Linked DNA regions of Homo sapiens: region 2 is linked to region 1. The links are chromatin loops, found by intact Hi-C in ENCODE. Cell type or tissue: heart right ventricle. All regions are shown on one strand. Links, peaks and the distances in the headings refer to the core of each region. The heading gives the core; the rest is flanking DNA. Region 1 has its middle 130 kb from the start of SPRY2. Region 2 holds the start of LOC124903240 (a long non-coding RNA gene).

Region 1 (10,978 bases), core at 1,677-9,676:
CCTCTGAAAATGGGTTTTACACATTTCCGTTTTACTTTTAGGGAATACCTGCCTCACTTTGATTATCATGCCGCACCTTAAGTCTAGTAATTCTTTTAAAATTCAACCAAGACTTAGTATAGCGTGCCCTGTTACACTCTATGTTGAAGTATATCATACCATATATAGCAAGTAGTCAAGAGTGGGTTTATCAAAACAGAACAAAAAAAATTTCTCCTTGTTATTTTAGGGTATCTCAAAAATGTGCCTCAAAGCATTAACCCATGGCTTAATTAATGCATGATTTCCTCTTTAAAATTAGAAACAGGAATAAACAGTGCAGCTTAATAATTTTCATTTGCTCTTCTTTTCCAAGCATTCTAATTAAGGCCTGGTTCTGAGACCTGATTAAGCAGCTCCTACATCTGACTGCAGTTTGCAGTTATCCCCACAAGGCAGGATCTCAAGCTTATTTTGAGTGAATGGGAACAGTCTAGGAAGGAGCAAGATGACGGGATGTACTGTGAAAGGAGGAGTTACTCGGTTTGGATTTTGCTCTTGTATTTAGAATTTGCCATGTGCATTGCAGAGTGCAACAACTCCATTTAATAACAAATGTCAAAAACATCAGTCTCAGTCAAAAAACATTAGTTTATTGGAGCACTTTGTCAGGAGTATGTTGTTTTCGTTGCTTTTTTATTTGGCTTCTTTGAACCAAATGGTGTAAGAACAATATATGCTTTATTTTTCATTTTATATTAAGAAAATGTAAATGAGGTCTGTGGTTTCACTATCCAGTGTTCTTAATCTCTTGGATTCACTGTAATCATGAAATTCATTTGAGGTATATTTTTGATGGCTTTCATGAAAAAATGTGAAGAAAAAAACAGTAATTATCAAACATGAAAAATTTTAAAATTATATTGTAATTTGAAGATAACAGCCCTAAAGTACTTAAATATTCCAGAATATTTTTAAATATTGAAAAAGTTGCACTGTAATATAGACAGTATTCGTTAAATGTTTCTAATATTCAGAAAATAGATATCTAAGTTGTCCTTTGTAACACAGGAGTAAAAGTCAAAACTCCTGTTAGGCAGGGTAAAGTCAATGTTTTAGAAGCTATATAGATGTCCACCACCACCACCACCTTCATTTTAAAAAATATATTTTAGCTATGAAGGTGTCAGGCAAAGGGACTACCATAAGTTTAATTGAGTAGAGTGCAAACCTGAGAAATTGAGAGCTGGGCTTCATTCTTTCTCTATAATTTACCACTGCTCTTATATTCTCTGCATTAAACTTTGTGCCTCCTCCCTACCGATTTCATTTTCCTGGGGTCATGTTAACTCATCCCAAGAAGTCACTTAACTAATTCATCAAATAAATTAATTCAGAATGTTTCACAGTCTCTCCCTTACCATCCCTATTGCCAAAAGCCCACACCAGACCAATAATGCCTTTGCTTCAGTATTGTGCCCCCATGTGTTCTTAGTGCTTCCGCCTTCTCTCTCCACACCCACCTAAATGGTGGAATCACATTGCTCTTCTTTCTCAACACTTGGTTTACATTATTCCCCAGTTTAAAAACTTCAGCGACATCCAGATCACTGGGGACCTTTAAATTCTATATCTCTTGCTGCCTCTGAGCCTTTTTTTTTTTTTTTTGAGATAGAGTCTCACTCTGTTGCCCAGGCTGAAGTGTAATGGCACGATCTCAGCTCACTGCAACCTCCGCCTCCCGGGTTCAAGCAATTCTCCTGTGTCAGACTCCCGAGTAGAGATGGGGTTTCACTGCGTTGCCCAGGCTGGTCTCAAACTCCTGAGCTCAGGCAATCCACCCGCCTCGGCATCCCAAGGTGCTGGGATTACAGTCATGAACCCCCATGCCCGGCAAGCCTCCCTTCTAAAATGACCTTCTCCATTACTGTTTGCTTACACAAATCCTAGAGACACTTGGAATCACCAGTAGGTCTTGTCAAACACCAGTTTTAATTTCAGTGGGTTTGTGATGGAGCCTGAGATTCTGCTGTGATGTTGTTGCTGGTGGTACATGGACAAAACTTGGAGGAAAAAAGATTTAGATAACTCTTTTTGTCAGAGAAATACTGGTCTCTGACAAGGGCTCGTGTGCAGGGCCAGTAAAGAGAACTATATACAGATTTTATTGTATATAGATACCATAATATATCTATGTCTGATTGAATGAGGTTAATGAATCAGGTTAAAGACTAGGCAAATTTTAAATTATTTTCAGGAGTTCTACATTTATACAGTAGTGCATGGTTAATAACTTTGTACATATATACCATAGAATTGTCAATACGTAAATAAATAAATGGAACTCAAAAGGATAATTGAAGCTTCTGAAGCAGCTATCCTAAGTGTTTTTAAGTATATACAACTCAAATACTAGCCCAAGTTCCATGATGAAACTTTGTGTAAATACTGTAGTTCTGTCCTCCAGGGCTGTGATTCATGGGTTTATTTGTTTTTGCTCAGTCACTCACTCCTGCCTGCAGTGATCCATGAGCTGGATTCTCTCCATCTGTTCCACTACCTGGAGTCCAGTACCCTGTAGCAGATGTTAATTTGGGCCTGTCTTTAATCTCTGCACCATTTGGAGAGCTGAAATAATACCTTACAAAAAATTCCTGGTCTTTGTGGTGTTATAGGGTTTATATGCTTTTCTTTAAAGCATGCTTTTATTTTAAGAAGATCATAATTTCTACTTGGTTTCCCATGCAGAGTATTGATGGAGATTAATAATTCAACTGAACAATCTTTAAAGTGGGCACAATAACAACTCTTAATTACACTGTCTAGAAAATACAGGGAAAGTAAAAACAATCCAATGTGCCCCTTGTTTCAAATACAACATTATTAAATATATAGCTTCAGTGCTTTTATTGAGTTCATTTTCATGATAAAAGCTTAAACCTGCTCAACTCTGGGGGTCCAAAGAAGGCTTTTATCTTGTGGAAGATAAATTCAGCACTTCTGTAAGTCTTCCATACATGTAATTCAATTTTTATATAATAGAAAAGTCTGTCAATTTTATAAAACCTGATAAAATAAGCGTTGCCAAATAATGAGTGCTGTTTATTCCACGTGTAATATTTTATCTTTTTAATAAACTATAAGCTTATTATAAGCAGTGTCTATTAGTCTTGTAATAAGTCCTGAAACTCCAACTAACTGGAATTCCATTTTGCTTAGTCCAGGGTTGGACATGTCACTCGATCAAGCCAATAAAAGACCTTGCCTGAAATGGTTATATTACATTTGGAAGAAAAGTTCTGTTTCTAGTAGGTTTGCTAATTTAGGAGAATATGAGAAGTCCCTGCCAGGGGGGAAAGTATATAAATTCGAACAGATAGCAGAAAGAGAGAGGTTGGAAGGAGAGGAGAGGAAAACGCAAGGATGAGGAGAGAAGAAATTTGACAGTATTGAATTTTAGAACCAGCTGGTAAGGTCCTAATACCTGAAACTTTTCTTTAAATCATGTGACCTACTCCCAGCATCTTTTCCAAACTAAAAGATGAACTCTCTTATTTTGGTTAATCTAGTTTGAATAAAAAATATATGACTACTATACAACATCCATATAGAATGTGTTCAATCTACTGGAATTGGTGGCAGGAGTGCGGTTCTTGTTTGTTTCCTGAATTGCTGTTTTTTTGTCTGCTCGATTCCATTTGGGAATGCAACACTTGTATATTTCTGTAGCCATTCTCAATGCTCTTGTATCATAAGGTAACAAGTATTCAATTTTATGACTGCATTATCTTCTAGTTTGGAAGAATAAACTAGGAGTATCTTTAAAGCACACGACAAATTAAAAAAAAATTTTTTTTCTTTTCTTTTGAGACGGAGTCTCACTCTGTCACCCAGGCTGGAGTGTAGTGCCGCGATCTTGGCTCACTGCAAGCTCCACCTCCCAGGTTCAAGTGATTCTCCTGCCTCAGCCTCCCAAGTAGCTAGGACTACAGTCGCGTGCCACCACACCCAGCTAATTTTTGTATTTTTAGTAGAGACAGGGTTTCACCATGTTGGCCAGGATGGTCTCGATCTCCTGACCTCATGATCCACCTGCCTCCTTCTCTCAAAGTGCTGGGATTACAGGTGTGAGCCACTGCGCCCGGCCAAGAAATAATATTTTGTCTGATTTTTTTTCTGTCTATATTGGATCTGAAGCCAAGAGAAGAAAAGATTATCTTTCTTTTCCTCTCCCAGATACTCCAAATGCCAACAAGGTTTTGCCTGTATGGAACACACAATGGTTGCCAAGTCAATACATTTGTGTGCCAAAAAACTCTGAAGGTTAAAATCCTACCCAAAATTGTGTAAAGCTCAACAAATTTACCCTAATGACAATTTGAAGAACATACTTGTCAATTTTTCTGAGCCTTCTTATAAACTCAGAGTGAATGAGAATTCCCAAAACTGCTACTCCTGTGGTGGCTGCAAAATTTAATATTATTTCCTGTTTAATGAAAGTGACATACATGGAGTCTGGAACCAAAATTAGATTTTATGAATAAATAGGAAAGAAGGAATGGAGAGCAGTGGGATCCTAAATCCAAGAAATTAACTCCATCATTGAACCCTATTTAAGTACTGAAGCCCTTGTTAGGAAGAGGAAACCTATTGTAATAAGAGTTTTTCTTTTTTAAGTTGGAGAAAAGCAGAATAGTTGACCCTAAAAACATATCTCTAAAATATGAATCAATTTATTTCTATCTCTGCCTTCCCTAAGGTTAATTTCAACTCTCATCTTCCTGTGGCACCTCTCTAGCAGCTTCACAGAGTTGAGCCATCCTCAACAGAGGGAGCCTTTTCTTCCCATCCTAATCTCCATTCTTTCTGTGAGAGTAAATCATCATCTAATCAGTCATGGAAAGAGAAGAGTTGAAGTGGTGACATATTTCCAGAACAGACATCACAGCGTTGCGCCTCATGGGCAGAGTCCACCATCAATACTGCCCCAGTGATTACATCTCATACTCCAGACATTCTGAGTTCTCTCTTGGCTTCTCTTTGCCATATTCCCTTAAGCTACACAGCCACCTTCTCCGGTAGACCACAGTCTTGCTATTGGTGAAAGATTTCCAAAACCCTTTGGCTTTTCTCTGCCCAAAGAGACAATAAATCTGGTGCTAATGTTTCACAAAGGATCCTCTCTTTCATTATGCTACAAATGTATGCTTGAGTCGTAGTTGAGAGAAAACAGCATAATATAATGCTTAGGATGTGAACCATTTACCTCTGTCACTTAATAGCTGTGTGACCTTAGCTTTTGTAGGATTTAACCTTTACATTTCTCATATGTAAAATGGAGAAAGCAACAATACCTCCAATGTGTGGCTATGTTGAGAATTAAATTAAAAATGTAGAGTTCATACAATGTCTGACACATAGAAAATGCTATGTAAGTACATGCTGTTATTGTTTCCTGAATTCTCCTCTTTTGCTCTTTCCTCTACCTTGTATCCTCCTTTACTACTTTTACAGACACACAGGCACACACCTCTCTACCTCCATACACAAAACCACATACACATTCCCCCTTCAATTAAGTTAAATCCTTAGCTTGTCACTTTAATGGGAATTTACTGCTTAACAGCTTTACACCGCTTTGGGAATTTGTGCTTGTTATAAACAGATTAAAAATTAACATATTTAAGAACTTTGTCTTATCACAAATTTCAAACCAGGTTTAGAGGCAAATCTACAGGAGTTATTTTAAAGTTGGTCTGATCAATGTACTGTTAAAGCTACTTCTACTTTTTTTAGTAAAATGAAAGGAAGGATGGAAAGAAGGAAGGAAGGGAGGAAGGAAAGATGGATGGACGGACGGACAGAAGGAAGGAAGGAAAGAAGGAAGGAAGGAAGGAGAGAAAGAAAGCAGGCAGGCAGGCTCTAAGGAAAATCATAAAACTGCATCAAAATTCACTAGAAAACAATCCCATTTCATATTCTGCTAAACGCCATAGGAAATGACATTTGCTATAGTAAGAAAAACAGATGGTGGAGAGAGAGTGGAAAATACAACTCCTTGAACACTGAGAATGAAAATGCCACTGTGAACATTTTGGGTCTCTCTGACGTGTTCCTTTATCAAGTTGTAGCCTCCAAGACAACCACTTTCTTTATTATATGCATGCCTTCCAGCCTGAAATAGTTTTGTGGGGCTTCCAAAGTAAGAAGCGAGTGGTGTTTTGGATGTGTGTTTGTGTGAGGTTGCATGTGAGTTCATGAGTGGGGCCAGGACAGAGAACACTGAGGGTCATTCAAACCCATGAGACAGACAACTCTGACCCAGGATCCTTCGCCAGCAGCACAGTGATTCATCCTCTCAGGCACAAGTACATCAAGTCCTCTGTTTTCTCTTAGTTCACATTTGTCCTCTTCAAACCAATGAGTCATAAGTTGGAAATATGTATGAAATAAGCTAGCATAATATGTCACTGAATTATTTCTGGTGATTCAATATACACATCCTAGGACACCAGGCATCTGAAAGGCAAATTTTTAAATTCAAGAGATTTATACAAAGCAGATACAGTTGATTGTGTAAGAAAGAAGAAAATCAGGTGCAAGAAGAAACAGATCCTGGTAAAACGATTAACTTTCAGTAAGGGGGGTAAAATATTTCTTCCTGCTCTCAAAAGGATAATTTTCTTCAGAGGAAATTGCATAAATTCTTGGTCACTTGAATTAGCAGAGAACTATTCTTGCCAAAGTTTAGTGCTGGGAAACAAATGATATTTTGGCCTCTTGCAAAACGATTCTACCTCTCCACAGCAAAATGAGCTTCATTCCTTAATGCAAACAGAATTCATACCTTCCCATTCGTACCTTCAAACCTCAATTACCTGAGAAATCAGAGGATGATTTCCTCTTATGAAGAAGTTTTATCATGAGAAAATGGAAACCTGAAAACATAATGCCTGGCCTGATAATGACCAAGGCAGAACCTCTTCCCATACTCATTTGTTCAGCAATTACTTGCTGGGTGCCTCCCTTGTGTCAGGTCACAGGTATCCCAGGCACTGAGGAGGCAGCAGTGCACAGGCTGACACTGCCCATTTCCTTTTGGAGCAATGGAGCAAGACAGGCACTTAGCAAATATTAGGTTGTTGCAAAAGTGATTGCGGTTTTTGCCATTACTTTCAATGGCAAAAGCAGTGACTGCTTTCGCGCCAACCTAATAGCAATAGAAGTCATGCCCATGACAATAAGTGGTATAAAGAGCAGCAGACATGGCCACCTTGCTTGTTTGGGCTTAGAAGAGGCATGTATGATGAAGACCTGAAGATCTGAAATTCAGCTGAGACTCCAGAAATTGGAGAATGAGAAGGCATTGGCAAGAATATTTCAAAGTAAAGGAAAGGTTACGGCAAGGCCCTGAGGCTGGAAAGAGAATGGAGTTTCTGAGAAACTGACATAGGAATGTAACTGGAGCACAAAGAAAGAGAGACATGGGAGATGAGGCTGGGGAAGGCAGCGGTCAAACTGGGAAGATATTCTAAGCCATGCTGAGAGCGCTCGACTTTCTCAAAAGGGTAATTACAAATCACTGGAAGCTGAGAGAGAGAGACAGTTACATGTGCATTTTTAAAGATAACTAGCTTTTATAAAAAGAATTTGTGGAGGAGAAAGGAAAAAGAAAATGTCTGGGCAATATAGAGGTTCTCCAATATCTGGATCCAAGATAATGGCTATGGGGGAAAGGAAATGTAAAAAAGGCTGTGATAAACTGAGAAAGCCTTATCAATAAGACTTGTTTCATGCATGTATAAGATGGAGCTGGATGAAAGGAAAAAAATCAAATGGAAGTGAAAGGGGGTCTCTGTGAACCCACCTCAGTGAATTTTTTTTTAAATCTTCCTCTCAGTATCACACATATGCTTATAGCTTAACTAACGTAACTTTAACTAGTCTTCCAACTCTCAGTTCCCTCTTCCTCACTATTTTATACAATTAACTTCACAATGAAATCCATAGTTGAAAGACTCTCTGGTCAGGGTCACAGCAGAACAAGGGGAGGAATTGCTATTACTCAGAGAGGGTGGCCTGGGCCAATCGACAACTGATAGGATTGGTGTTATCTCCCTTTTGGTAAGCTGGGAGTACAGCCTCAGACTTATATGGAATTTTTTTGTATTTTTTTCTTTCTTAAAAACTATTTTTCTGTATTTAAGGGGCACAGGTGCAGGTTTCTTTTTTTATATATACTTTAAGTTTTAGGTACATGTGCACAGTGTGCAGGTTTGTTACATATGTATACATGTGCCATGTTGGTGTTCTGCACACATCAACTCGTCATTTACATTAGGTATTTCTCCTAATGCTATCCCTCCCCCCGTCTGCCACCCCCTGACATGCCCTGGTGTGTGATGTTCCCCACCCTCTGTCCATGTGTTCTCATTGTTCAACTCCCACCTATGAGTGAGAACATGTGGTGTTTGGTTTTTCTGTCCTTGTGATAGTTTGCTGAGAACGATGGTTTCCAGCTTCATCCATGTCCCTGCAAAGGTCATGACCTAATCCTTTTTTATGAATGCATAGTATCCCATGGTGTATATGCCACATTTTCTTAATCTAGTCTATCACTGATGGACATTTGGGTGGGTTCCAAGTCTTTGCTATTGTGAATAGTGCTGCAATAAACATATGTGTGCATGCGTCTTTATAGTAGCATGATTTATAATACTTTGAGTATATACCTGGTAATGGCATAGCTGGGTCAAATGGTATTTCTAGTTCTAGATCCTTGAGGAATTGCCACACTGTCTTCCACAATGGTTGAACTAATTTATACTCTCACCAACAGTGTGAAGTGTTCCTATTTCTCCACATTCTCTCCAGCACCTGTTGTTTCCTGGCTTTTTAATGATCGCCATTCTAACTGGTGTGAGATGGTATCTCATTGTGGTTTTGATTTGCATTTCTCTAATGACCAGTGATGATGAGCATTTTTCCATATGTCTGTTGGCTGCATAAATATCTTCTTTTGAGAAGTGTCTGTTCATATCCTTTGCCCACTTTTTGATGGGGTTATTTTTTTCTTGTAAATTTGTTTAAGTTCTTTGTAGATTATGGATATTAGCCCTTTGTCATATGAGTAGATTGCAAAAATTTTCTCCCATTCTGTAGGTTGCCTGTTCACTCTGATGGTAGTATCTTTTGCTGTGCAGAAGCTCTTTAGTTGAACTAGATCCCACTTGTCTACTTTGGCTTTTGTTGCCATTGCTTTTGGTGCGTTAGTCATGAAGTCTTTGCCCATGCCTATGTCCTGAATGGTATTGCCTAGGTTTTCTTATAAGGTTTTTATGGTTTTTAGGTCTTACATTTAAGTCTTTAATCCATCTTGAATTAATTTTTGTATGAGGTGTAAGGAAGGGATCCAGTTTTTGCTTTCTACATATGGCTAGCCAGTTTTCCCAGCATCATTTATTAAATAGGGAATCCTTTCCCCATGGTTTGTTTTTGTCAGGTTTGTCAAAGATCAGATGGTTGTAGACGTGTGGTGTTATTTCTGAGGGTTCTGTTCTTTTCCATTGGTCTATATCTCTGTTTTGGTACCAGTACCATGCTGTTTTGGTTACTGTAGCCTTGTAGTATAGTTTGGTGTCAGGTAGCGTGATGCCTCCAGCTTTGTCCTTTTTGCTTAGGATTCTGTTGGCTATGAGGGCTCTTTTTTGGTTCCGTATGAACTTTAAAGGAGTTTTTCCCAATTCTGTGAATAAAGTCAGTGGTAGCTTGATGGGGACAGCATTGAATCTATAAATTACCTTGGGCAGTATGGTCATTTTCATGATATTGATTCTTCCTATCCATGAGCATGGAATGTTCTTCCATTTGTTTGTGTCCTCTTTTATTTCCTTAGGCAGTGGTTTGTAGTTCTCCTTGAAGAGGACCTTCACATCCACAAGTACAGGTTTCTTACATACATATATTGTGTAGTGGTGAAGTCTGGGCATTCAGTGTACCCATCACTCAAATAGTGAACATTGTGCCGATTAGGTAGTTTTTCAATTTTCACCCCCCCTTCCCATGCTCTCACCGTTCATAGTCTCCAATGTCTATTATGAGATCATTTTACTATGACATCTGAAAAAATCGAAGTATACATGTAGAAAGAAATATGTTACGATTTTAGGCAGCCAAAGAGTGGTATCCTATCATAGACATTTGTCATTTTTGGGGGGTGCCTAGCATCTGATCTTCCTCCTTAAATTTAGAGACATTCACAACTTACAGATCTTGATGGGAGGTATATCCTACTGCAGAAGCAAAAGGTGGTATATACTCGCTATCCCAGACTTTCTTGCAGCTAGGGGACAGGCACATTTCCACAGCATCTCTCAGATGTACCCAGCCTGTATTATAAATAAAGAACTAATGACAAAAAGAAAAGATAGTTGAAAATGTGCTCTGCTGATAGTGGTGATGGCATAGTATCTGCTTTTCAGGGACACTAGGCTGAAATTCAGGAGCCAAATTCAGGAATTACCAGCAATAGTGCAGGCAAGACACACCTGAAGGCGTAGTTCTCGGCAGTGTACCAACTGCTATTTTCTCCAGACCAGTTACATGATGTGTTTTGCTGTTGTTGTTCTTGTTGTTGTGACTCTTGCTGCATTAAATCGAAACCTATTTATTCTGCCTTCCCAGTAATTCTGGGATTTGCAGTATCATTTCAATTAATTTATTTCTTCCATTTGTATGTGGCCTTTAAACTAAAACCCTTTACTCATATAGTAACCACTCTTTAGCAACAAAAGATAAACAAGTGTGAGAATTTTTAGAGTTTGTGTGTTAAAGTGTGTGTGGGCATGACCGTGACCTAGGCAGAGCTGGAAGACAGCCAGTGTATCACTGAAGACATAAAGTCCGTAGAACAGCAACAGAATCAACAGCAACTGTGAATTGTTCAGATTCTGTAGTTCTTTTTCTCTGTTTCAGAGAAAAACATTCCTCTTGTGCATTT
Region 2 (10,978 bases), core at 2,094-10,093, 94 kb before region 1:
TTTAATGTGCTCCATAGTTCTCTAGTTTTGTTTCTCTAGTTTTGTGTATTACTCATATGTGTTGGGGCAATGATAGCTCCATGCCACTTGGCAATTCAAGTGTAGATGAAGTACAATTGCTGAAGCTGAAGAAGATACAAGGATGAGAAAGACCAAGCTCCTACCTGCAATTCAGTAAAATATGTAAGAAGGATGTCAGCCTGTGCCAAGGCTTCAGAACAGAGAACTTACTCTAAAGAAGGCAATGGGAGGGGTAGGTGGTGTTGCTGTTTTGTGCCTGTAAAAGAACAAAAGAAGCAGAGAAGAAATGATGTTGAAGTGAAGAGTTCACAAGATAGACAAAAGGTTCTACGGTAACATTGCTACCTCTGGAGTCCACAAAAGCAGTGTGCATTTCCCATAAAACCCCTAACTAAAGCTGATGTGTGATCTTTAATAAAGCCCCCGTTTGTGGCAAATATTGTTTGCAAGTGGATTCTACAGGAGAAATTTTGAAAAACTGTTTCCCATTGGATTACATAAAGCCTATGTAACTCGCTGGGTGCAGGGGCTCACACCTGTAATCCCAGCACTTTGGGAGGCCGAGGGGGGGACTGCTTGAGGCCAGTTAGCCAGGAGTGGTGGCACATGCCTGTAATCCCAGCTACTTGGGAGGCTGAGGCACGAGAATTGCTTGAACCTGTGAGGCGGAGGTTGCAGTGAGCTGTGATTGTGCCACTACACTCCAGCCTGGGCAACAGAGTGAGACCGTCTCAAAAGAGAAAAGAAAAGAAAAAAAGGCTATGTAACTCTATTCCAAGTAAGTGTAATTTTTTAAGATAAAGAGGGTTCTATGTAATGTCTGGTTAAAAAATTACATTCATAGATGGGTTAGCATAAATACCGCAGTGATCACAATATGAGACAGACTATATCTTTGTACAAAGATGAAATTATTTCAATAGAGAGATGAAGAAAAAAATTTGCAAAGACCTGGTTATTTATGAGTCTTGAAAGGTGAAGGAGATTTCAAAATGTAAAAATGGAATTACAGATATGGGCAACAGAAGGAGAAAGGTACCAAACTAGGAAAACTCAGGGTCTCTTAAAGGAAGAAATGGAAGCATCTAAAGTATGACACTCACATATGGGGGAAAAATAAGAGCTTGGGAAATAGGTTGTAGTACATTTTGGACTAGAGAGCCCTAAATGCCAAGCAGATTTTTTTTGCCATACTTAATTGGAATAATGACCCCAAGAAGGTGTCTTCATAAAACAGTGCTATGGAGATAACTGTTAATTCAGAAGGTTAATCCAGCAGTAGGTTGTAGGTTGAAACAAGGACAATAAAGCTGAGAGTTGTAGACACCAGTTCAAAAATAATATGGCAGACTCTAAATAATAAGGGCCTAGAAATTCAGCTTAGGAATTAAGTCCAATTATTTTATTACAAAAAAAATGGAGTGGAAAGAGAAATAATAAATGCAGCTGTAGGCACATTTTCATTCATTTTCATGAAATAGATAAGGGCATTTTTTTGAGAAAAATGGACAGATGGTTAGATTATAATTTTAAGAAAGTAGAAAAGGGTAATGCCTCAATTAATTATGGTAGTATTGTCCATCACTCTCAAAATTCCACTAACTGTCCATTCCGTGCCACTTGATACAACTTGTTTCGTCCAAATCATTCTGTTGGAACTGCCCAACTATTGTCCTAAATAGCCTGCTTGGCCACAGTTGATTAGCACAGAACTGAGCACTGGACTCAAGTGTAACCAATGAGAGTGTTCACTAGAATTTCTGAACCTGTGCTGTAAAAGTCAGTCTCTCTCTAGTAACCCAGATTTCAGGATGGAAACCCTAGTGCCAGGTCTTACTGTCCTTCCATTGTGTTTCCCATGTGCTCCTTCCCATATGGAACACAGAGCAGACGTGATCTGCACAGAAAAAACTAAAGTTTGAAATAGATTCCTAATGAAAATAATAAATACAAAATGAAGGAAGGTGGAATTTAGTCTCCTGGTTCCAGTTGTTACTGAGGATCAGTCCTCTTCCCATCCTTCGATTCACGAGACATCCCAGAAAAATTTTAATATATTCCCTTTACATATTTTTGCTTAAGCGGATTCAAGTTGCTTTTCTGACATTTGCAATAAAAAGGTTATAATTAATAAAAAACTGTGTGTCTCTGTGGAGAATTAACAACAGTGCTCACTAGGGAGGTACCCAAGCATTCCCCAAAACCATTATGGCATCCAAGTGAGGTTTGGGGAAGTAAATGGTAAAAATGCTCATCTGCCAGGTGTATGAATTTCTGAAAAAGCCTTTAGTAGCGCAGAGATGGATGAAGAGAAGGTAGGCTATTGAACTGATTAAAAATTATGGTTTTAATTGTAAAGAAATACAAACTATGGGCAATAGAATGTGAATGTTTGCAAAACTGACAAAAGTGTGCTTGAAGCTCAGGGTGAAGTGAGTCTTGAAGGCAATCATGTAATCCATTTGCAATATCTGCACTGACCAGAGGAATCGGAGGCACAACATAATTTCTATGTTCCCTTCCTCCTCTTTAGGATCTAAATGTACACTCCATCATTCTTTTCAGAAAATCAGATTAATGTAACTGCCCAAATCAAGATGATGGTAAATGAACTGATATAAAATCACCAAACAAAATGAAAAGATGTTTTGTTTGTTTTTGTTTTAATAGAAAACTAGATGCCCAGGAGACCAAATAAGGTAGTATGTATCACAAGGATAAGAAACAAGAAATAGACACACAGAAGAAATAAAAATTATGATCTTATGGTAGTAAAAATACTAAAATTAGGCTAAAAAAGACTTGTGTACATATCATTGTAAAATAACATGGTGGCTAAACTTCACCATTTTCGAGTTTCCATTCATATACTTGCTGTTCTTGGAGTAAGATTTTGAAGTGGGATATTATCACTGTTGCTGCCCCACTCAAACCCCTCACACTTACTTTAATGCCTGTTCTCTGGATTTCCAACTGGCTACACCTGCATTTTGTTGCGTATGTGTTTTTCTCTGGCTACCAAAGCCACTGAATCCTAGAAATGTCTGAGAATTACCACCCCTTGAGAACATCCCTCAACCAATGACTTAAGGGAGTTTGCTGTGTGAACGTCCCAGCTTGCTCTCCCCACCTTGGGGGTATTTTTGAAGCACAGCCAGATTTCCTCTGCGAGAACAAAATCTAGCTATTCTCAGTAGCAACCTGCTTGCTAATGAATTTGTTATTGGCTGCCTTTCCTTTTCTTCTACACTTTCCCATTCCCTACTGGCATTTTCTGAAATTAACTGTCAAATAAGTAACTTGAACTTGAATATTTTTCTCAGGGTTTGATTCTGAGGAAACACAAACCACCCAAAAGATTTGGAGTATAGTTAGGAGAATAGTGTTACATTATCATTCTGGGACCCCTTTTCTGAGAGTTCAAGATTTAGAGAGTTTTATTTCCTGGGTGAAAAGAAATGGCAGTTCTTTAATTTTGTGTAGTACAGAGGTGTGCAAGAGCTTTGAGATATCAATTAAGGATTATATAAAATTAAACAGAATGTGAAAAGGGCTAAAAGTTGATATTTTATTAAGAAATAATTTTTTAAATCTATAAATACAGGTTTCTGATAATTGAAGTGACACTACCTATATGTTAAATTAAAGGGTACTGTGGTATGTTAAGGCTAAAATATTGTGTAACAGCTACCAACAGTAAAATATTATATCTTTGGATTCTATTATTTGTAACAAGTCAAGACATAGCTGAGAAAATATACTAGAGTAATATAAGTTGCTGTAATAACTGCTACTATCGAAAGGATTATCATAATTAGAATTTAATTTTACTCTTTTAATTTTGCTCTCCAATGCAGATGGTCCAAGTGCAGTTCAACAGGAGAATCTCCCCCACATAATCAGTCAGGAGCCCAGCTTCTAAGCCTTCTACGGTCCTCCCAGGGGTTTTCTCTAATCCGACCATCCAGAAGAGGAAAAAGGCAAAAGGAGTGCCTCATGGAAGGTCCTTATGGGCAAGTCTGGAAGAGGAGCTCATTTTTCTCTCCTTTAATTGATTACAATATGGCTGTACTTAACTACAGGTGGGGCTGGGAAAGATTCCCACTGGGACACTAGACAGGTATTTTTTTCAGCGACACCTCTCCACTTGAAAGAGAGAATACTGATTTTTGGGAAATAAACGGCCATCACTTCCACAACAAATATTTCTGTGCCTTTTGCAAAATGAATATGCCAAGCAAGTTAATAATATTAAGAAATTATAATTGAATGTTAAGTAAATTAAATCATATTCAAGAATTGGAGAAAGATGTATGCACATAGCAATTCATATACTTATTAAGAAATCATTGGCTGGGTGCAGTGGCTCATGCCCGTAATCCCAGCACTTCAGGATGCTGAGGCAGGTGGATCACCTGAGGTCAGTAGTTAGAGACTAACCTGGCCAACATGGTGAAACCCCATCTCTACTAAAAATAAAAAAATTAGCCAGGCTTGGTGGCAGGTGCCTGTAATCCCAGCTACTCAAGAGGCTGAAGCAGGAGAATCGCTTGAACCCAGGAGGCAGAGGTTTCAGTGAGCCAAGATTGTGCCATTGCACTCCAGCCTGGGCAACAAGAGTGAAACTCCATCTAAAAAAAAAAAAAAATTATTATCTATTTATTAAACTTTCTTTGTAACTTCTGCCAAAAACGTATTTAAGAATTCAATTTTCTGTCCAGGTGCGGTGGCTCATGCCTGTAATCCCAGCACTTTGGGAGGCTGAGGCAGGCGAATCACAACATTAGGAGATCGAGACCATCCTGGCTAACATGATGAAATCCCATCTCTACTAAAAATACAAAAAAAAAAAATTAGCTGGGTGTGGTGGCAGGTGCCTGTAGTCCCAGCTACTCGGGAGGCTGAGGCAGGAGAATGCGTGAACCCAGGAGGCGGAGCTTGCAGTGAGCCGAGATTGTGCTACTGCACTCCAGTCTGGGTGACAGAGCGAGACTCTGTCTCAAAAAAAAAAAAAAAGAAAGAAAAAATTCAGTTTTCTGAAATAAGATTGAAATAAAAACTCTTATGCTTCAATCCTTTAAAAAAATCTATAATTAAGATATATCATTTGTTCATATTAATTTTCCCCCATGCCACTTAACTAAACTCAAATACTTTATGTACAATGACATCTGAATAATAACTGTCACCTCACCACTGTCACACATTTTTATATTCTTCACGGGCAATATTAAAACCATTTCACAGATACTTTTTTCTACATAAAACTGTATCTATTTCCTCTGGCTTGAGTAGATACATGCAAGGAGGCAGAGATCACAGAAATTTTAAAGATCAAAATTTAGATTGAAGATAGTACATAGTCATTCTAATGGGCAATGGAAGAAATGGTTTACAAAATCAAGATTTGTGTTATGAAGTTCACTGATCTTTCCAATACAAATTTCCTCTTTATTGATTTAGCAACAATCATTGGCATTAACATAATATCTTTATTACATATATTCACATGCAGTGTGTAAAAACAGAAAACTAAATATAAAATATATGAATATTTCCATGTCTTTAAATAAAATCCAACATCTCTAATTTCAACTACTTTGGATAATATACCAACTTTATAAAGTCAGATTGGTTGCATGTCTAAGTGATGTTAGAACATTATGGTGTACAAATATTTAAAGACAAGAAAACAGGTGCAACACTATATTCCTGACTGACATTTTGAGGTTTTGTAATGGATATGTTGACTAGCAGCAGTCAGGTGATGGTTGTTTTCATGATCACTAACATTGAACGAATATTTAACAGATTATGTTCCAGTTGCTGTGCCAAGTGCTTTATTTAGTATCTCATACCATTATTATTCCCAATTTACAGATGAGGAAGCTGAGACCTAAAGAAATTTAGCATCTTACCACAGGGAGCAGAAGAGCTGAGATACAAACACAGATCTGCCTGACTACAGATTCCACACTTTTGACAGCTACCCTGTGTGACCTTCATCAAAGGAGAATTGCATCAGTTGAAGTTCATCCCTGCATCCTGTTCTGTGATAAGCGCAGGTTTAAAAACAAAGAGCCAAAAATGAAAATGAGCACTGACTAACTAGTATAAGAATAGAGGACAGAAGATACTAAAAGGACAGAAGATAATAAAAGATAATAAAAATAAATACTTTCAAATCAATAATCCCATTTGATTTTAACATGACACCTCTTTGAGAGGGATAACATTTTCCTATTTATGTGAGACAACTGAGACTTAAAAGTGTCCAGCAATATCACACAAGTAAGGGGCAGAGCCAAGACTCACACCCAGGCCTCTTGCATTTATATCAATATTCCTTGTGCTGCACTATGGGAGCCTTCTGGATCACAAGTTCTTCTCATTACATATTTTTGTTTTCTTTCTCAGTACCTAAATTTTACTAGCTCTAACTATTGCAATACCTTAAATATGATTTGTTCATTTCCTTCTGAAGTGAGATAACCAATCAGATTTAGTGTTACTCTCCTAGCAAACAATGAAGATGCTAGTCAAAATTCAAGTTTGTGTCTTGGGAGTGATGACTTTTATCAATATGATTTTTTAAGGTAGAGAGGGGGAATGAGAGTTCGGAGAGGGAGAAAGAAGGTAAATGCAGCCATGGAAGTTCATTTCTCAACTCTGATTTATGATAGAAATTGTCATCCTGTTTTCAAAGAAGGTAATAAAAATATGAAAAATGAAACTTTGGACAGGAAATAGATACAAAGACTGCAAAAACCGTTAACAAGGTGAGGGTTAGGCAACTAGGTCTAACAGTGATTCTACGTACATGGGCTCCTAGAAGAACACGCACTCAAAGTGTGATTGGGATAGACTGCAGGGAGACCAAATAGTGCTGTGGTCTGAGGAACAAGTAGGAATGTTGTGCAGATCGTCCAAGAGTGACAAGAAACATGTGAAGAAAAATATTTGGAATGAGAGAAGAGGGGGAGAAGAATCTGTAACTATGAGGAGAATTTTCAGAAGATGTAGAGCCCCAAGTGACTGAAAATAGTAGAAAAGTAAAAAAGCATCTTTAACTAATTAGAAGAGAGCTTAAAAGCTGAGAGTAAGGGAACTGCTAAGTAAAAACTTAAATAGATTTCATTTTTATAAGATGATGAAAAATCACAACATAGGAAATAATATATAAAAGTGAATGAGACAAAACAGTGGTTTTAGAAAGTTTTGTGGTGATTCTAATTTTCTAATTTGAAATTAGGCATTAAGAACAATTCTATACACAAATATTGTTTAAAAGATATAAAACTATATAATACAACCACGTATTTATCTCCTCAACTACATTGTTTAATATGATAACCAAATGTAAAGCTAATAATGGACTCACTCTACCACAAATTAGAGAAAAATTAGATAACCAGAATGATGCTATAAAAGACTACATTTTTAAGGTTGTATGTAACATTTTCTAGCAATGTACAAACATAAAACTTATAAAAATGTATTTTTGGTCATACTTGCTTTGTTCTTTTTCCAGACAACTGGGCAACAGAAATGTCATTTGATCCATGCTTAGGTTCTTGAGAGAACCAGAAACATAATGGGCTGCAAAACACCTTAAATTGCTGGCATCATGAATGCTTCCTGCCTAATTCTGTTGGACAACAGAGACAAAGTAAGCCCTGTAATTACATCCCAGCCTGATCTATGCTTACAGTCATGTAATTAATACTTCCTCTGTAAAGCAATGGAATAATTTAAAGAGCAGATATTTTTCAACCATGGTCTGAAAAAAAATCCCTGAGAGGGGAATACATGTGCATTTTAGCTACATGCAGACACTTCTGGGATTCCATTTGCTAAGAGAAACTGTAACCAGATTCTCAGAGCTTTCATTGTAGTGAGAGATGAAAATGATACTTCCTTCCTGCTAAAGACTAGAGTGGGTGGCAAAAGAAACGGTGACAGGCGCCTATATTTATTCCATGAGGATTTATGAAAATGGTAAACATAATCTCACTTCCTGGCTACCTGAGCCACTCAAGTATGGTGCCAACCACATTTACAGAGCCTCGGCCAGGAAATCAGTGCAGAAATCTGGCACCGAAGGTTAGACTTTAACTTACGCGATAGAAATAAAACACTGTACTCTAGCAAATGTATACTGACTTCCCAATTCCATTCATAGTTTCTAATGTCTGCTTGTATAGAGGCATTTACTATAGTAAAATGGATCCTACAGAACTCAGAGACACATATCAAATTGTTTTGCAACATAAAAGTAGGGAACAGAGTCACAGTAAGAATAGAAACTAACAATATAGATTGTATTGCCAAGAAGCTACATTTTCAACAATTGTTTCAATTTAAAATACCTCACCATTATTTTCCTTTAAAGAATTTCTATACATGCCTCGTGAAATTCTATATTTTCAGTCTCTCTCCACTCCCAGCCAAATTCTAAGCAAATGTCAACTTTGTCTATTCCTTTCCATTGTTTCTATTTAATATTTAGAATACACAAAGAGTAATTCTAGGATACACACAGGCCCAGTGAGATGGCTGTTCCCTCTTCCTGAAACACTCCCTCCATTTACTTTTCACAACATTAACTACACTACTTGATCCTTGACATATTCAACATGAAGTTACCCTGATCACTCTTCTATTTCTCTACCATTACTCTATTAATATCCCATGCAATACCTAACAGTGTTGAACATTTTGTTTATTGATTTGTCTGCATTTGATATATGAAGGTTGCCATAAAATTGTGAAAATAAAGTGACAGTGAAAGAGCTAAGAGATTATCATATAGTTGTCTTAGTCTGCTTGAACTAATAATTTTTTTGTTTTCTCACAGGTCTGGAGGCTGCAAAGTCCAAGGCCTAGGTGCTGACCAATTCAATTTTGGGTGAGGGCTCTCTGCCTGGCTTGCACACTGCCTGCTCTCTTCTCACTATGTCCTCACATGGCAGCTTTCTCTTTACTTCTTATGAAACCACTAATCCCATCCTGAAGGTCTTATTCTCATGACCTAATATAACCTTATTACCTCCCCTAGACCCCCATCATCAAATAGCATCATATTGGGGGTTAGGGCTTCAACATATGAATTTTGGGGGGACAGAAACATTCAGTTGATAACACCAGTATTCCAAATTTCATTCCCTTCAACACAGTAGAAACAACAGCAAAAATAAAATTGCTTGATTATTTGATTGAATTACTTTATGACTTTCATAGAGGGAATCTATTTTGTTCTAGCATAAGGATACAGTTCTCAACTACTAGTAAATAACATTCATTTCCAGAAAAACTTGACTTATGCATCTTCACTCTAGTGACTTCACTGGTTCCATTTTATATTCATAAACTCAGTTGGTTTGCTTATAAATTATGGAAACACTTAATTTCAATCTCAGAATGATGCCAACAAAAACATGAACTGTTTAAGATAATATATGATTCTGCATGAATATTTAAAGGCAATAAGCCAGATTTATATTCCGTGAAACACAAAATAAAAATCTTAACAAAAGAACTCAATGATTAATAGGACACATCAAAACACACCACCTTTTTGGCACAATGATTCTGAGCTCACATATAAATAGTCTCCTGTTCTGCAGGCAAACCCACAGAAGAGGGAGTCCCTCTCTGTTGGAGATCACTCCATTTTTCCATTAGAAAAGAGTAAATAGGGGGTTTTAATAGACTTTTGGCTTATGAACTATGAAACTCAATATATGTTCCAATTTGCAAAAACTGGAAACACAAAATAGGCCAATGGCCCAAGTCCAAGTGGACTCAGTTTTACAGAGTCAAAAACTAAAAAGCACAAAAAACAGTAAGAAAACTCTCATTAAAATTACCAAAAGCAAGAGATATTAGAATTGAATGTTTTACTCATTGAACTCATCATTTTTCACTTCCTTTAATTGTCAATCTCACCTCAAAGACTGAATCCACTTTAAAATGATCAAAAACGATTTGTTGGAAATGTATAAGACTGAATAGTGGTCTTGCCCACATGTATATTGTAAAAACATTCATTGCAATCAGCCTCATAAGAGCAATGTTAACAGACCAATAAACACAGAAGTCAATAGCTACATTTTTCATGCATTTGACATTTTCTGGGTGGATACAAGCTATGCACAAAATATTGTGCTTACAAACTATGTTCAAATACTATTTACAAAACCAGTAGCTACGAGTTAAAGTGGGAATGTTGGGTTAAATGTTTACCTAAATATATTATTTGAGGACTCAAAAGTTAAGTTATTCAACTTCAAGCAAAGACCGTCTTCTCAAATATAGAAAGCAAACGCTCTCTAGTTAAAGAAAGGGACATGTGAAAGTTTCATTGAGATCACAGCAGAAGACAGAAGCAAGCACTGTAAATGCACAGACAGAGGAAAGCTCTTAACACAGCGTGCCCTGTGTCCTGCCTTCAGGACCTCTGCTGCCAATAGTATGCAGAGGTGGGTTTGCATCACAGGGCAGTACCAGCGTGGTGAAGATTCTCTACCAATGCACTATGTAAATCATCTTGTTCTGAATCTCTCATATGAATTGGTCAAATCACAGGGCTACTGCATGAAGTCTACTTATACTATCTCCTACAGTATTTAATATTTTTTCTTCTTTAAATTTCCATGGCACTATTCTTTTGTATGCCTTTCCAGTTCTTTTTTTTTTTTTTTTTTCCTGAGACGGAGTCTCGCTCTGTCGCCCAGGCTGGAGTGCTGGAGTGCAGTGGTGCGATCTCGGCTCACCACAAGTTCTGCCTCCCGGGTTCACGCCATTCTCCTGCCTCAGCCTCCCGAGTAGCTGGGACTACAGGTGCCCGCCACCACGCCTGGCTAATTTTTTGTATTTTTTTTTAGTAGAGATGGGGTTTCATCATGTTAGCCAGAATGGTCTCGATTTCCTGACCTCATGATCTGCCCGCCTCGGC

Evidence for each region. A loop is a pair of places that touch in the nucleus more often than their neighbours do. Peaks named below come from ENCODE experiments on the same cell type or tissue, not always from the same donor. Only the 100,000 strongest peaks of a DNase experiment are listed, where the experiment ranks them.
Region 2: it touches region 1 in a loop (2.0-fold over the local background); 3 of 110 quality-filtered maps call a loop at or near these places.

Annotation. Positions count from the first base shown.
Region 1 is chr13:80,465,394-80,476,371 of GRCh38, reverse strand. No RefSeq gene overlaps it. Among named protein-coding and RNA genes, the nearest start is that of SPRY2, 130 kb to the right of the region's middle. In heart right ventricle, for the core only: no CTCF peak of the experiment used is centred there; a DNase peak (open chromatin) is centred at 6,291; H3K4me3 peaks cover 335 bases; H3K27ac peaks cover 5,797 bases.
Region 2 is chr13:80,559,592-80,570,569 of GRCh38, reverse strand. It overlaps LOC124903240 (a long non-coding RNA gene), which reads right to left and starts at 571. Exons shown (of 2, transcript XR_007063926.1): 1 at 165-571. RefSeq lists a cis regulatory region at 4,171 and an enhancer at 4,087-4,256. In heart right ventricle, for the core only: no CTCF peak of the experiment used is centred there; no DNase peak of the experiment used is centred there; H3K27ac peaks cover 2,134 bases.